Regions from separate parts of the Mus musculus genome. Here region 2 is linked to region 1. Evidence: chromatin loops called from intact Hi-C (ENCODE). Cell type or tissue: heart. All regions are shown on one strand. Links, peaks and the distances in the headings refer to the core of each region. The heading gives the core; the rest is flanking DNA.

Evidence for each region. Hi-C counts contacts between places; a loop is a spot of excess contacts. Peaks named below come from ENCODE experiments on the same cell type or tissue, not always from the same donor. Only the 100,000 strongest peaks of a DNase experiment are listed, where the experiment ranks them.
Region 2: a loop joins it to region 1, with 2.2 times the contacts of the local background. A loop is called at or near these places in 1 of 42 quality-filtered maps.

Annotation. Positions count from the first base shown.
Region 1 is chr14:20,924,303-20,931,664 of GRCm38, forward strand. Vcl (vinculin) reads left to right here and starts at 5,096. Exons shown (of 21, transcript NM_009502.5): 1 at 5,096-5,386. The coding sequence starts at 5,219. In heart, for the core only: no CTCF peak of the experiment used is centred there; DNase peaks (open chromatin) are centred at 4,969, 5,849, 6,379 and 6,549; H3K4me3 peaks cover 3,312 bases; H3K27ac peaks cover 3,039 bases.
Region 2 is chr14:21,045,088-21,052,537 of GRCm38, forward strand. Ap3m1 (adaptor-related protein complex 3, mu 1 subunit) reads right to left here and starts at 7,355. Exons shown (of 9, transcript NM_018829.4): 1 at 7,053-7,355; 2 at 401-676. The coding sequence starts at 673. In heart, for the core only: CTCF peaks have their summits at 3,995 (motif pointing left) and 5,826 (motif pointing right); a DNase peak (open chromatin) is centred at 3,994; H3K4me3 peaks cover 238 bases.

The DNA of each region.
Region 1 (7,362 bases), core at 2,363-7,362:
GTAATGTGGGGTGGTCTAGATGGAGAAAGGAGGCTCATCTGAGGTAAGGTGGGAGTATTAATCAGTATGTATGAGTGTTTATGTGTTAAATTGTACATTGACTCATTTGTGCACAAACTATATTATTCTACTGGAAGCATCTAAGTATAAGCCTTAGACACATAGTTGACATAGAACAGCCCAAAATCTAATCTCGAGCTAAGTACAAGAACTTAGAAACTGAATGTCTTGACTAAATATAGAATCTAGCCTTGACCAAAACTTCCACAAACTGTATTCACAGCTGATCGCTGCTGTGTCTCAACTTTTCAACCTGTACATGAAAGTTACACTTCCTTTTTCCACCGTCCTCACAATTGTTATGGCCTTCAAAGGACAGAACGTTTCTTATGCCACAGAGAGGTATAGAATAAATAATTGCTGCTATCAAGAGCTTTCCTATTATTTATAACTTACAATTGATAAAATCTAGCATATCTGACACTGTTCCCCGTCATTAGTGGCCTTCAGACTAATCATAGAGTAGAGAGTCAGTTGAGCTCGCCACAATCAAGAGCAGATGCCGCACAGGCTTTAATGTCTGAAGGTTATAATCTTGTGGAAATTTACTTTTGCATCTTTATCTTTGAGTTGCATGAACACTTTCTTCAGTCTGACTAACTTAAGCACTGACCTGGAATATGGCCCTCCTTCAGACTTTCTCATTCTGGAATGTCTGCTCCATGGCCTGCCTAAGCAAACATGATTCATCCCACTGCCCCTCAGATCCTTTCGTATCCATAGGCCGATGGGCATCTCCTACCTGGAATTTGAGCAGCGTACAGTCTTTAGGACCAGCTTTATTCTTGGGAATGGAAGGTATTTTAGAATTTTGCTTACCATAATTCACAAGATTTATATCAAAATAGAAAGCTCTAGGTGGAAATGTTGGGACAAAACTCTCAAAGACAGACACTACCAGGAAGTTTTGGAGGCTCTGAATATTATACATATTTGTCATTGCTCTCTTTCCCTGGACTTTTTGTTGTTTGTTTTTAGACTGTATCTTATGTTTCCAGGCTGGCCTTGAACTCACTATATTGTAGAAGACGACTTTGACTTTCTGATCCTCCTACTGCCATCTCCAGCTTTCTGGGATTACAGGCATGGACCATCATACTTGGTATTCTAGGTCCAACTCAGGATCTCATGTATGCTAGGCAAGCACTCTGCCAACTGAGACACATCTTCTGCCCTCCTGAACTCTTTATACACATTCTTTCACTGATTTTTACACAAAGCCTATGAAGGTTGTGGCATTATTTTATTTATAGTTCAGAGAGAAGAAAAGCCACTTATGAGATCTGTCTCTTGGTCAAACTGTAAAGCTAGGATTACTTTGAATAGCAATGCTTCTGAGTTCTTTGCTTTTTGTGTTATTTAACCCATCTGTATGTCATGTATGTGGAGGTTAGGAAGTAGAAAGTAGTAAGATTGGTCTGGGCCCAGACTCTGGAAGGTGTCAGTGTTAACACGTATTAACAAGTATCAAGGAAGATGTTAGAGGATGCATGTGAAGATGGAGAGATACCTCGGATGGGGATGGCAGGAGCTGGCTACCTCCCCACTTCCAACCCGATGCTATAAAGTTGGCTCTCCCACCATCAACTCTTTAAGAAGTTATTACCCTGACAGTTATCAGGCTTCACTGCTTGTTTGACCTTATAAGGTCTCCTCACCCTGCACCTTGTAGATGAAGCATTTTCCAACACCCCTGTCCTGGCCATATGTTGTCCCTGAGACCCTAACCACCTCCTCAGAGCCATAAATACCCCGTTCTCCCCCCAACAAAAGAATCAGTTCTCTGAAGCTGTGTTTATTGAACTCAACTTATCACTGAACAAGATCCTGCACAGCACCCATCTGTGCCTGGTTAAGCTTCCCTCCTTCCAGCCCAGTGGACAATGGGCCTGGCTACCTAGAGGGAGAAGCTGACAGGGCTTGGGGGCTGAAAGAACACTAACTGGGAATGGCACAGACCTTTGAAACCTTAAAGCCAGTTACACACCTTTTCCAACAAGGCCGTATCTCCTAATCCTTCCCAAACAGTTCCATCAACTGGGGACTCATTATTCAAATATAAACCACTACATTTAAACCACTACACCATGTTGTAGAACTGGACAATGTTTTTTTTTTACATTAGTGTTTTTTAGCTTATTTTATTGTTTTATGTATATGAGTGTTTTGCCTGCATGTATACCACTTGCATGCAATGTACTACTTGCATTCAGTGCCTACAAAAACCAGAAGTGGCCATTGGAGTCTCTGGAACTGGAGTTATGCATGACAATGAGCTGCTAGGTGGGGGCTGGGTCCTTGGGAAGAGCAGTTAGTGCCTTTAATCACTTAGTCATTTGTCTAGCCCCTTTATATTAATTTTGATGAATTTCCATAACGAGGTGTGTTTCTTGGGAGCTATTGACTTTTTTGTTCGTTTGTTTGTTTGATTTTTTTTTTTTTTTTTTTTTTTTTTTGAGACAGGGTTTCTCTGTGTAGCTTTGGCTGTCATGGAACTTGATCTGTAGACTAGGCTGGCCTTGAACTCACAGAGATCTACCTGCTTCTGTCTCTGAAGTGCTGAGATCAAAGATGTGCACCATCACCACCAGGCTCACTATTGACTTATTAAAGAGTCAGTAATGGTCAGACTATTATTGCCTATGCAACCCAGCCTGCCCATTTGGTATGCAAACAGTGCAGTTGCACAGGTTCCTGCATTCAGAAGCACTTCATGCTGGTGCTTGTTGCCTTCAAATATTGTCTCCTAGTCTGTTATGTAGAAAAATAATTCATTTGAGCCTTCGGTCATGAGTCTTGGATAGGTTTTCAGCTGCTGGTTCTCCTGTTCTTTTGGCCCTGCTGAGTCTCCATTTCCCTGCTTTGGCCCAGTCATCATTGCCATCTTTCCTACCTTGGTCTAACCTCAGGGTATATTTCCTCCAGTGTCTAGGGATGAAGCACGGTGATAGCCATTCCAAAACGGTAGCAATGCCACAGCATGTTTAAGGATGGAGTCAATGAGGGTAAATTATTTTTGAAGATCACTCGTTTGCTATGGGCTTAAGGAAGGAGGCCTATGGGAAATACCTGCCTTGGATTCTTTCTTCCTAGCAACTAAGAGAAGAATTACAAGTTAGTGGAGTGGAGGGGTTCCCAAGTTCTGGGAAGGTTTGTAGTTAACCCCAAAATCCCTCTGTCCAGGAGATAGGTCATTAAGTAATAAGCAAAACACAATGATGAACTGAGAGACTCCAGAGAAAGAAGTCTGACGTTGAATGGCCCAGGAAGCTCTTATCAAAGGCAGACAGAAATGAGCTCCCTCCTGTACAGCTTTGTTTCAGTTGGAGGCAGAGCCTCTGCATTCATGGTTATTTATTAAGGTGGTTTTGTTTGTTTTGTTTTTGAGTCAGTGTCTCAAGCAGCCCAGGCTGTCATCAAACTTGCTAGGTAGCCGAGGAGGACCTTGAACTTCTTCTAATCCTCTTGCCTCCAACTCCTGGGTGACAGACAAAATTATAGGTGTGTATGAACACCATGTCCTTGTTTTGTGATGCTAGAGGCTGACCTAAAGCTTTGTGTATGGTAGGCAAGTACTAAAGCTTTGTGCATGGTAGGCGAGTGCTCTTTACCAACTGAGCTCATCCCCACCTCAAGAGAAAGTTCAAGACTTGGTAACCACAGAGCAGAAACGGGGGTATGTACTGCTAGACACACAGAACTTTAGAGCTGGGTAAGACAACATGTGGCTTGGCCTTCTGCAAAATGTGACATCCTGAGAAACATTTTTCTTTGACTTGAGGATCTTTCATTTGAAGGCATTAATGAATGTGTTTCCTCTCAGAATGAGGAAGCTTGGGCAAGAGAACTTGAGGTTAGGAAAACATGCAGATGTCTTAAATGTGGTGAGGGGATTGGGCAATTTGGCCCTACTTACAGACTTGTTAAAAAGTATCCACTTTTGAATTTTCATTTCACTTTTTTTTTTTTTTTGAGATGGGGGTCTTGTCATGTTGCTCAGACTGGCTTGGAACTCCTTCCTCAAATGATCCTCCTAACCCTGCCTCTGGAGTGCTGTTGTAACTACAAATAGATGCTCATCACAACCACAAAAGGACTACCCCTCCAGGATGGCCTCAAACTTTCTTTGTAGTGGAGTATGACCTTGAACCCCTGATCCACTTCCCTAGTGCTGCTGGTATACGGGCCCACTCTATCAAGGCTGATTTTGCGTAGTGCTGGGAATCAAACCTAGGGCTTCTTACATTCTAGGCAAACATTTTAGCAACGGAACCAGACCTAAGTAGATTTGCAAAAATGGGATACCAGTCGCTAAAACAGAAGGTGGCAGACAGACTTCTACTCACCAAAAGCGAAAGATTAGCAGGTAAATTTCATTAAGTCTCTAGTTCTACGGAAACGTTCCTATTTATTTAGAAAACACGTATTTGCAAGTGAACGTGTACACGGAGGTCTAGAAAGTGCCACACCAAACTTAACTGTGACTATCCGAGGGCAGATAGTACAAATCAATGGGTACTCATGTTTCTCGGTGTGTTTTTGTTGTCTGGATCTTTTTACTTCCTCGTGAATTACTGGGAGGTGACGGAACAGTGTTCTGACTGCGTCCGGTGACGGTAAAGGGGAGCACCCTGCGGGGAGACCGGGGGAAGCCGAGGTCCCCTCTCTCTGGCGCTGCCTGAGGTGAGGATATCCCGCCCTACTGAGGTGATCCTGCGGAGGGGCGGAGCTCCGCCACTCTGAGGCGGGAGGCGGCTCCTGGGGGCGGGGCCAGTCCAGTGCAGTCGCTCGCTCCGCTCCCACTATGCCCTTATAAGGAGCGCCCCGCGAGAGGGTTCGGGAATCCGGTCGCAATCCCTGCGGCGCAGCCCCAATCCCAGGCCCCTCCCTTGGGAATGGGGGCGGGGCGGGACCTTAGCGGCTCTGCCTTGGGGGCGGAGCTTATCGAAGTAAGACCAATAGGAGCCACAGTCCGGCTCTGAGTTGCGTTACCATTGGGCGCGGCGACGTGAGAGGGCGGGGCGCCTGTGGGGCTAGTTACGCCGAGGGAAGCCCGGACTCTAGTCGCCGCTCCGAGTCAGTCACTCGCCGCCGGCTCCCGGCCCTACGGATCCCAGTTTTCTGTTGCCCGCGGTACGCCGCCCCGCTAGCCGCCGCGATGCCGGTGTTTCACACGCGTACGATCGAGAGCATCCTGGAGCCGGTGGCGCAGCAGATCTCGCACCTGGTGATTATGCACGAGGAGGGCGAGGTGGACGGCAAAGCCATTCCTGACCTCACCGCGCCCGTAGCCGCCGTGCAGGCGGCCGTCAGCAACCTCGTCCGGGTGAGCGCGCCGGGCCTGGGACGGGAGCGCGGGCGGGAGAAGTCCCCAGGGTCCCGGTCCGCCTCGCTGCTTGCATTCGCAGGCGCTTGGAGCGTCGGGTGGACTCCAGGGCAGGTGCCGTGGTTTCGAATGCCGATTTCTCTGGGCTGTGACCTTGAGCAAGCCACTGAGCCTGTCGGGGACCTCAGTTTCCTCATCTATAAAATGGGACACTTGTGTGAGAAATCCTGCCTTGGGGCTGTGCTGTGAAGAGTCAGCGAGCTTTTAGTTGTGAAGTGCCTAGGGTGTGTGTGCCCGTAGTAGGCGCCCAAGAAATGGTCGTTAGGTTGTCTCACGGTCCCTCCCCTGGGCAGGCTCGCGTCACTTGCGTTGAGTACCTTGCTCTTAGCTCCTTTTTAGGCCTCTCCTCTCCAACCTGTGGGTGGTTTCTCTTATGGTCTCCCTGCCCTAACTTCCAAGGATTCTTATTTGCACCGGGCTGCTCGCCTTTCTAATACTTCTGTCCCCTGAGACCCACCTGCCCAACCCTCCCCTGGGATCCTGGTGTCTGTCGCTTCTACCCAACTGCTTGGCTTCTTCCTCTCTCTGTCGCCGCCTCCTTTCCTTCGGGGCATTTTGCTCACACCTCCGGGGACTCTTAGCACCTTTAGACAGTAATTCATAACCAGGAGCCCTGCTTGCCCTCTGCCTGACCCCATGGCCGTCATTTTATTCCTTCCATGAAGCTGTCTATCCATCTTTACTGCTGTCAAATGGCTTTCTTTCACTGGGGCCTTTCCAGATTTGGGGGGCCTCCTCCTCTGCCCCTCCTTCTGGCAGGAAGCAAGATGGAGCTGCTGTGAGAGGCCTGTGGAATCTGGGATCTGCAGCCCCTGCCTGAGGGGAAGGCTAGGGCGTTCTTTGCCAGTCCACACTTTTCTGCCTGCCCCTAGCTATTTATCGATCTTTGTAGCCCACTTCTGAAATGGGAAAAGAGATAGAGAGACTAGTCTCGTAACTGTACCCTGGCTAATGTCACACTTGCTCCAGGCTGGGTGTGACTCAGACTGCTGTTCCCTGTGAAGAACAACTCAGGAAAAAGTTCATACTGCTTTCCGAACCAAGCTGTGTAAATGGTGTGTCAGGGTAGTTGATAGGTAACTGTCTGTCGGGTGGGGCTTGTGTTATTTATCGGATTATAGGACTTTAACGCATGAAATGACTTCCTGGGTCTTCAGGGGCCTGGGACTGTCTCAGGCATTTTAGGAGACCTGTGGCAGCAAGTAGGAGGGGGAGGGGGAGGGGAGAGGAGGGAGGGAGAGAAGGGAGGGCGGAACTAGGGACTGAAATTTCTGTTCTTCTGTACTGATTAAGTAAGAAACTATTGAGTAGGAGCAGTGTACTCATTCAGACTGTCTATCTTGTTCTTGTTCTCTTTGTAGCTAATTTTAATCTTAGACCCCAGAGTACATTCTTATGTAGTGTTGTCTGACATGGCTGCATTCCAGGCCTCTGGTTTTTCAACAAATGGGAAACAATGTAAAGAGACAAGGTAATGGTGTCCCTCCATGTAGCACTTGAGGATAGGAAATCTTAAACCCACATGTTGCACTTGGAACACAGCTGGTGTAGTCAAGGGCTTGGTTGATATCTGGTTAGGCTATTTAGAGAGAAGTCATTTATGAGCTCCCAGGCCATGAATTAGTAAGCACTGAATGTGTGCTGTATAAAGAGCATTGGAATGAATTAGTGGCCCTCAGGGTGTGCATGAGAATCACCAATGGGGCTTTGTAGATAGGACTGTTTCCAGTTCCCATCCCAGACTTACTGAAGGATCTCCAGGAGTAAAGGTTTTCTGTTTTTTAAAGTAGCTCCATAGGTGGTTATGATGGTCATAGTTAGGAGACATACAAAAGAAACAAGGGCAGATATAAGATGGAAAAAAAATACATGTAGTTGCATACTTCCTAACTATAAAAGGTATTTAAAGTTGAATC
Region 2 (7,450 bases), core at 1,025-6,024, 120 kb after region 1:
CTTCATTTGCCCTCACTAACCCACACTCAAACACATACAAAGCTTTAAGCTATTTGGTTTATTCATCAAATAGAAAATAGAAAACAGAAATATAAAGGCGCTCATGACAATAAAGACCTTGTGATGATCCAGAGAGTGCTTAGTGGAGGGTACTCCTGTTTCCTCATGATATAATTTGCCACACATAAAAAGCAATGAGCAGAACAGCAACGTGCGCTACTGTATACTCTCTGCAAGTGTTTATGAGATTGTTTAGTTACAAAGAGAAGTCAGCCAGTACACATCAGAAATTTAAGTAACAAATGAAAGCATGCGCACGTGTGTATGTGTGTGTGTGTGTGTGTATGTGTCCTTGAACTATCTTGGGTGATTTAGTAACAACAGTTTGACGGATACAAACCTGAAAAGTGTCAGCAACTCGATGCAGAAATTCAATTACAAAGAGAGGTGGCACTTCGGTCTGTATCACAGACACAAAGAAGAGCTTATCCCGGTAGATACTAATGAGGTAGTGGTGAGGTGTTGAAATGACAGGTGGGACATTTTCAACATCAGCAGCTTTCTCCTGAGCTTCAAAGAAATAGTCACACACTGACTGGCTTACAACGCTCTTCCAGTGTTTTTCTAGAAAAATGTCGCCAGAGCAGTTTATGAGAAATAGACTGTGGATCATTTTCTGTGGAGGAAAAAAAAAGGGGTTATGCTTACTGTACACTGAAAATGCACAGTTGCAGTAGATTGTAACTAATGCAGAGACTCACATCTGGACGATGTACAGCGAGTAAAAGACTTTGGAGCACTCAGCCCTAAACAGGAGGTCTTTATCATATCCCTCCTCTCAAGACTCAGGGAACTATGTAGAAGAGACAGAAAAGAGTCCAAGAACCAGTAGTGGACAACTCCAAGGAAAGAAACAGCATCTTCCAGGCACAACAGAGATGATATGCATATGAACTTGTAGAGACTCTGACACCACACAAAGACCTCCACAGATTCACACCAGACAAAATCCCAGGGTAAAGAAAGGGACGCAGACACTAAGTCCTACCCCTGACCAAACTGCTTGCAACTGATACATGTTAGGAGAGGGAAAATTGTTTTTCTCCACTGGTGTATCACTGGGCAGGGCAGGCACCATCCACAGTGGTTGACAACACGAGGATGACTCTGCACGCTCGCGTGTGTGGATGTTTGTTTTGTTATTTTTTTGTCTGTGTTTTCTATTTGTCTGATTTTTCTTCCTTTTCTTTTTGGAAAGAGAGAACACAAAGCTGGGTAGGTATGGGGAAGGGAAGGACCTAGGTAGGGGAAGGAGAAAGAATATAATCAAAATATATTGTATTAAAAAAAATTCCTTGGGGCTGGTGAGATGGCTCAGCAGTTAAGAGTGCCGACTGCTCTTCCAAAGGTCCTGAGTTCAAATCCCAGCAACCACATGGTGGCTCATAACCATCCGTAACAAAATCTGATGCTCTCTCCTGGTGTGTCTGAAGACAGCTACTTACATATAATAAATAAATAAATCAGTGGAGATGCAGAGTTTGGAGTCTGCTGAGCTGGTTTAAAAAAAAAAAAATTCCTTGTCATATTGCCTTGACATAAAAACCAGACAAAGGCAATGGAAATAATAGCAGATTAAGATCACTTAAGAACACAGATGGAAAAGTTCTTAATTCTAGAAAACAAAATTCAGCAACAAATTAAATCATAAAAAATATGATTTATTCCAAGAATGCAAGTTTATTTAACACAGGATAGTTAATTAGTGCAATATACAATATATTGTTAGTTCTGTTAACTTGACACAACCTAGGTAAATCTGGAAGAGAAAGTCTAATTGAGGAATTGCCTCCATTAGACTGTTCTTTGGGCATATCTGTTGGTCATTAATGTAGGACCCAGCCCACCATGGGTGGTGTAATGCCTAGGCTCCTGGGTGATGTGAGAAGCTAAGCAAGCCACTAAGCAGCGTTCCTCCATGTTTCCTGCCTCTGCACTTTCTTCATTTCCTGACCTGACTTCCTTCAACGAGCATCTGTGATCAGGATGTATAAGCCAAATAAATTTCTTCCACAAATTGCTTTTGGTCACGGTATTTATCATACTGACATCTGTTGGTGATATCATTATAGACAGATGCTATAGTCAATGTGCTCTTCTGGCTTCATTTAAAAGGAAGAGTTGAAGGATATGTTCCATATAGAAACCAAAACATGCTCTTGATTTTATGCTGAGAAAGTTTAACTGATTAGAGTAGAAACAAAAGAGGTGACACAGGTTATGTCAAAGCACTAGCCCCCTGGAACACAGTGGCACTCCATTATCACAACACTCTCTAAGACAGGTGCTTGTTTTGACTGGTTATTTTAGGGTTAGATTTCCACTCACTTTCTTAATCTGGTGAAAAATTCTTTCCAGGAAAGTTTCCACCAGAGTTGTTTTTATCGGTAGCAGTTCAGGTTTCAGAACACTGGTTGTCAACCCAGCCACTGGATTTACTGTTGTTATCCTTTGTGCTGAGAGCTTAACACTTCCAGCACTCAACAGCACTTGGCTTTAAAACCTATTTTAACCTCCTATAATAAGAAAAGATCTTAATTTTTCTATCCATATTATGATCAATTGCCTAATGTATATAAGAAGCAACACCTCATGAAACAGAAAAAAATTAGCCTATTTCTTTAGCCACTTATGCTTTTAGTAGCTGCAGTTATGTTGTTCCTTACTTGATTGACCACCACCACAAACTGTATGTGGATGTGACTTTTGAACTGCAAACACACCCATCAGAGATTTGATTGTAGTGTAACTACTTCATGAATCCTCTTTATGTGTGCATTCTTCCTGACAATTACAGTCAAAATATTCTTGGAAGGTAAGTGTGTCTTTTGCTTTTTAGATAGTCGTATGTTGCCAAACTCATGGCCTTAAGCTATCCCTTGCCACAGCATCTTAAGCAACAGGAACTACAGTCATCCACCACACCCAAGGTTTCTTTCAGAGCTTAATGGAGGCACAGAATGGCCTTTATACACAGTGAGAGAATGGGGGATGGAAAGATGTTTAGGTCAGTAAAGAGCCTGCCATTTAAGCACGAGAACCTGAATTTGGATCCCCACTGCCATATCAAAACAGGAGGTGGTGGGTGGTTCCTTTCTGTAACTCTAACAGTGGAATAAGGGGTTGGGGACTGTAGAGTGGAGACAGGCTTTCAGGCTAGCTATTCTAGCCAGTCAGTGAGGCCCAGGTTCAGTGAGACTGCCTCAGGAAACAAGGTGGAGAACCACAAAGTCACCCAACTTAAACCTCTGATCCACACACACATGGGGATCCCTGAAGTTGCATGCACCGCCCCCCCCCCACATATGCATGTACACATACACAAATATGAAACGAGAAGAATTTAGTTCCTCTGATTCTCAACCAGAATCTTAACCATTTTCCCCTATTCAACAAACTGTTCTATATTTATATATTAGGCATTTGGGGATATGCTAAACTGAAAATTTCTATACTTTTCGTCAGTTGCAAATACAAATATAGTAAGAAGCAACTCATATGATAGGATAAATAGAGTGAACTATTGGAATCTTCAAGGGTTACACGTACAAAGAGAATACATGAAAGAAATCCAAAACAAAATGTGCAACTCTTAAGGTTGAAGAAATGCTGGAAAAAAGGTAAGAATATGAAAACAGCCACTGGTCATGGGGCAAGGCTTGCCTTGTTTATTGTTCTCAGTGAACTAATTTCCCACATTTTATTTAATTTTTTATTTTGAGAGAAAATATGCAAATCTGATTTACATTTCTGGAGAGATTATACTAATTATACTATGGAAATTGGATAAGAAGTCACCAAATTATGTGACACCAGTTAAGAGATGAGTGATGGATCAGAGCTGGAGAGATGGATGCTTGGCAGGTTAGAGGACAAGGCTTGACACCCTTACAACTGTCTTTAACTCTAGTCCAAGGGGGTCCAGTGCCCTCTTCTGGCCTTCTCAGGCACTGCCCTAGTAGGAGCCTGTACTAGAAGGTTAACAAGAGAATGGAGTAAAATATACAATGAGATTTGGACAAGCTTTAAGAAAAAATGTATTTAAGTCTGGGTATGTTGTACAGAAATAAGAAGACAGCTGAAATAGTTAGTCCTGGTCATACATAATTTGACCCAATTCCTAATATATTTGACTCAACTGAGTACATTCAATCACTGTATTTGATTGAGTCTAGTCCTTCAAAGAGACTGATATGTTGTTAATGGGTATTATAAGGAGTTATATCCAAATAAATTATGAACATAGCAAGGAACATATATGAAAGAAAAAGCCAGTATTTGAATAGCAAGGAAGCGGAACTAAAAAAGGAAAAAAAAAAAAAAAAGCCTAAGATGGAGCTGAAGCAGAATTTTAAAAATGGGGAAGGGTTTTAGTATCTGAAGTGTATTGGAGAATTTTAGTATCTGAAGCATATTTATGCATTTCTAGGGGAATGCCACACAGAAGTGAAGCTGTGAAGATTTAAAAGGATGAGTAGAAGTGGTTTTCTCAGATTGGAGATGACTCAGTGATTAAGAGCATGTACATGCTCCTACGGAAGACCCAGATTATGCTGGGCTTGGTGCCAAATACCTTGCTCTTCAAGGGAAGAGGCAGGGGGACATCTGTGAGTTCCAGCCCAGCCTGGTCTACAAAGGGAATTCCAGGACAGCCAGGGTGGTTACACACAGAAATCTTGTCTTGAAAAACCAACAACAACAACAACAAAATACCAAACAAAACATACCCCCAACAACAACAACAACAAAACAAAACTGAACCCCTAACTCAACAAACAAAGCACTCAGATTCAATCTTAGCACCTATGTCAGGCAGATCATAACTCCAGCTCCAGGGGATCTATTGCCTTTTGTTTCTATGGGCATGGCACTCATGTGCACATACCCACATACAAACACATACAATAATGCAAATAATAAAAATAAACCCCAAATAATAAACAAGTAATAAAAATAAATATCAAAAAATGTTTTACAATTTTCCTTTTTAAAATTTTCCTTTTTATTCTCAAGATAGGGTTTCTCTGTGTAACCTCGGCTGTCCTGGAATTCACTCTGTAGACCAGGCTGGCCTCTAACACAAGAGTCTGCTTGCCTCTACCACCCAAGTGCTGGGATTAAAGGCATATGCCATGACTGCTGGCCACCAATGATCTAACATTTCCAGTCTTTTACCCTCAGCAAATCATACTGTTCCCTACAGACTGTTTGATAAGACTTTTTTTTTCAATAATTTAGATGTGTATTATGTGTATTTGAGTGTGGGTTTGTGCATGTAAATGCAGGTCCATGAGGACCAGGAGCGGACAGTGGATCCCTTAAAGCTGGAGATACAGGGGGTGGGATTAAAACCATCTACTGCTTCGGCCGAGGACCAGAGTTCAGTTCCTAGCACCCATCTCAGGCAGCTCACAACCCAAGTTTTTTAAACTTTAATTTTGTATGTATTTCTGTTTGTATATGTCATGTGAGTGCAGGTACTTGCAGAGGCCAGAAAAGTACATCAGATTCCCTGGAGTTATTGGTTGTTAAGACCTGAACTTGGGTTCTCTGCAGCATCTCCCACACAAATTAGAAAAAAAAAAAAAACCCCAAAACACATGCCTACTTAAAATATATCTATGTCTTATGCATTAAAAGGGGGTTAACTTTTCTGATTCGCAAGTAGTTTTGTTTTTTTTCTTTAAGTTTTTATTGTATTTGTATGGGTGCTCTGTCTGCATATGTATCTGTACACTGAGTGTGCAGTGCCCAAGAAGGCCAGTAGGGGGAGTAGGATCCCCGTGGGACTGGAGTTACAGACAGTTGTCAGCCACTGTGTGAGGGCCAGGAATTGAACCTGGTTCATCAAAAGTGCATCTAGTGCTCTTAACTGACAAGCCATCTCTCCAGCTCCAAGACTTTTTTTTTTAAATCTATACCGAGAATATATGATTGTCATATTTGATGTGATGGGTGATGTTGGTTAAAGTAATTTTAGTGATAACTCAGTAGGATGTTGGCAACGGCATAGCAGTGTGGTTCTTAGCTAAAAGCAGCAAGTAGGTAAAACAAAGATAAGGAGACTGAGATGGCTCATCAAAAAAGGTGTCTGCTAGCAAGCCTAAGGACCTGAGTTTGAGCACTAAGACCCTCATGGTGGAAGGAGAGAATTGTGGCCCAGAAGTTGGTCTCTGAATTCTACATGTATATTGTGGCATGCAACACACATACAACAAACAAATAAATGTAAAAAAAAAATGTTTAAAAACCAGGAAGACACTGAGAAACAGACGATAATAGCAGTGGGACTCTCTCAAAAGGGGGGCACGTTTTCTTCTTTCAATACAGAGGAAGGATTTATATATTTGCCTGCAGAAAATTCCTTTTCTTCTGTGTAATGTGTTTTCAAGTCAAAATCCCAAATGCCACCAAAAAAAAAAAAAAAAAATTCTTTCCCCGCGAGAACGCCGGATTTTTACAGTGACTCAACTTCTCAACTAGGAAGTTAAAGCTTCAATATCAAACAAATCCACTGCATCCAATCAGCCCACCCCTCATTATGTTTCCATTCTCCAGGCCACCTTCTTAGTTTACAGCCCTGTCACCTGTCTCCTGAGAAGCTGCAACACCCTACTCACTGTTTCCCCATCCCAGGCCAGCTCACGCAGGCGCCACCCTATAAAGAGAGCGTTCTTAGCTTCTTCAGGGGACTTGCCCTCCAAGGCCAAACCTGGGGTCCTACAAATTCAAGTCGTCGGTACTGCACCTCACTATAGATGACATTTCCCGTGCCTGGGGTCCAGGGTCCGAGAACCCTACGTGGCAGGTGCACCGCTCCCTTCCGGCCCAGCTGGCTAGAAAGCCCGGACGTGCCGGGCAGGCGCGGCCCCGGTGCACAGCAGCGGGGACGCTCCTGGAGCCCAGGCTAGAGTCCCGAGCCGGAGCTATGCGGTCTACTCCCCGGCTTTGGAGAGGTCTCCAGCCCGGAGACTCCCCGCCCTCACACTCACCCCGACACCTGGGCGACTCAGTGATTCGGTGCCGGGTCCTCTCTGCACCGCAGCTGAAGCAGCAGAGAATGCCGCGAGGACCCCGCGCTCGGAGTGCCCAGCAGATTGCCTGACTAGCAGCCGCAGAGGCACCAAGGAGGTCGGCTGGACTAGATAGACACAACGAGCGGAACGGCGTTCAGTGAGAGGCTCGGTGTCTACAGAGGTTGAAGATCTGACTCTTCCACATTACTCAGGGGCTGAAGGAACGGGGAGGTTGGCACTCCCTGAGCGCAGGCGCTCACCCGCAGCCTAACTCCGTTTGGGGTCCCTTACCGTAGTAATCGAGGTCCTGTAGGGAAGCGCGTAGAGCCAATGGTTATGGACTAGAGTCACGGATTGGGCGGAGCTTGGAGAGG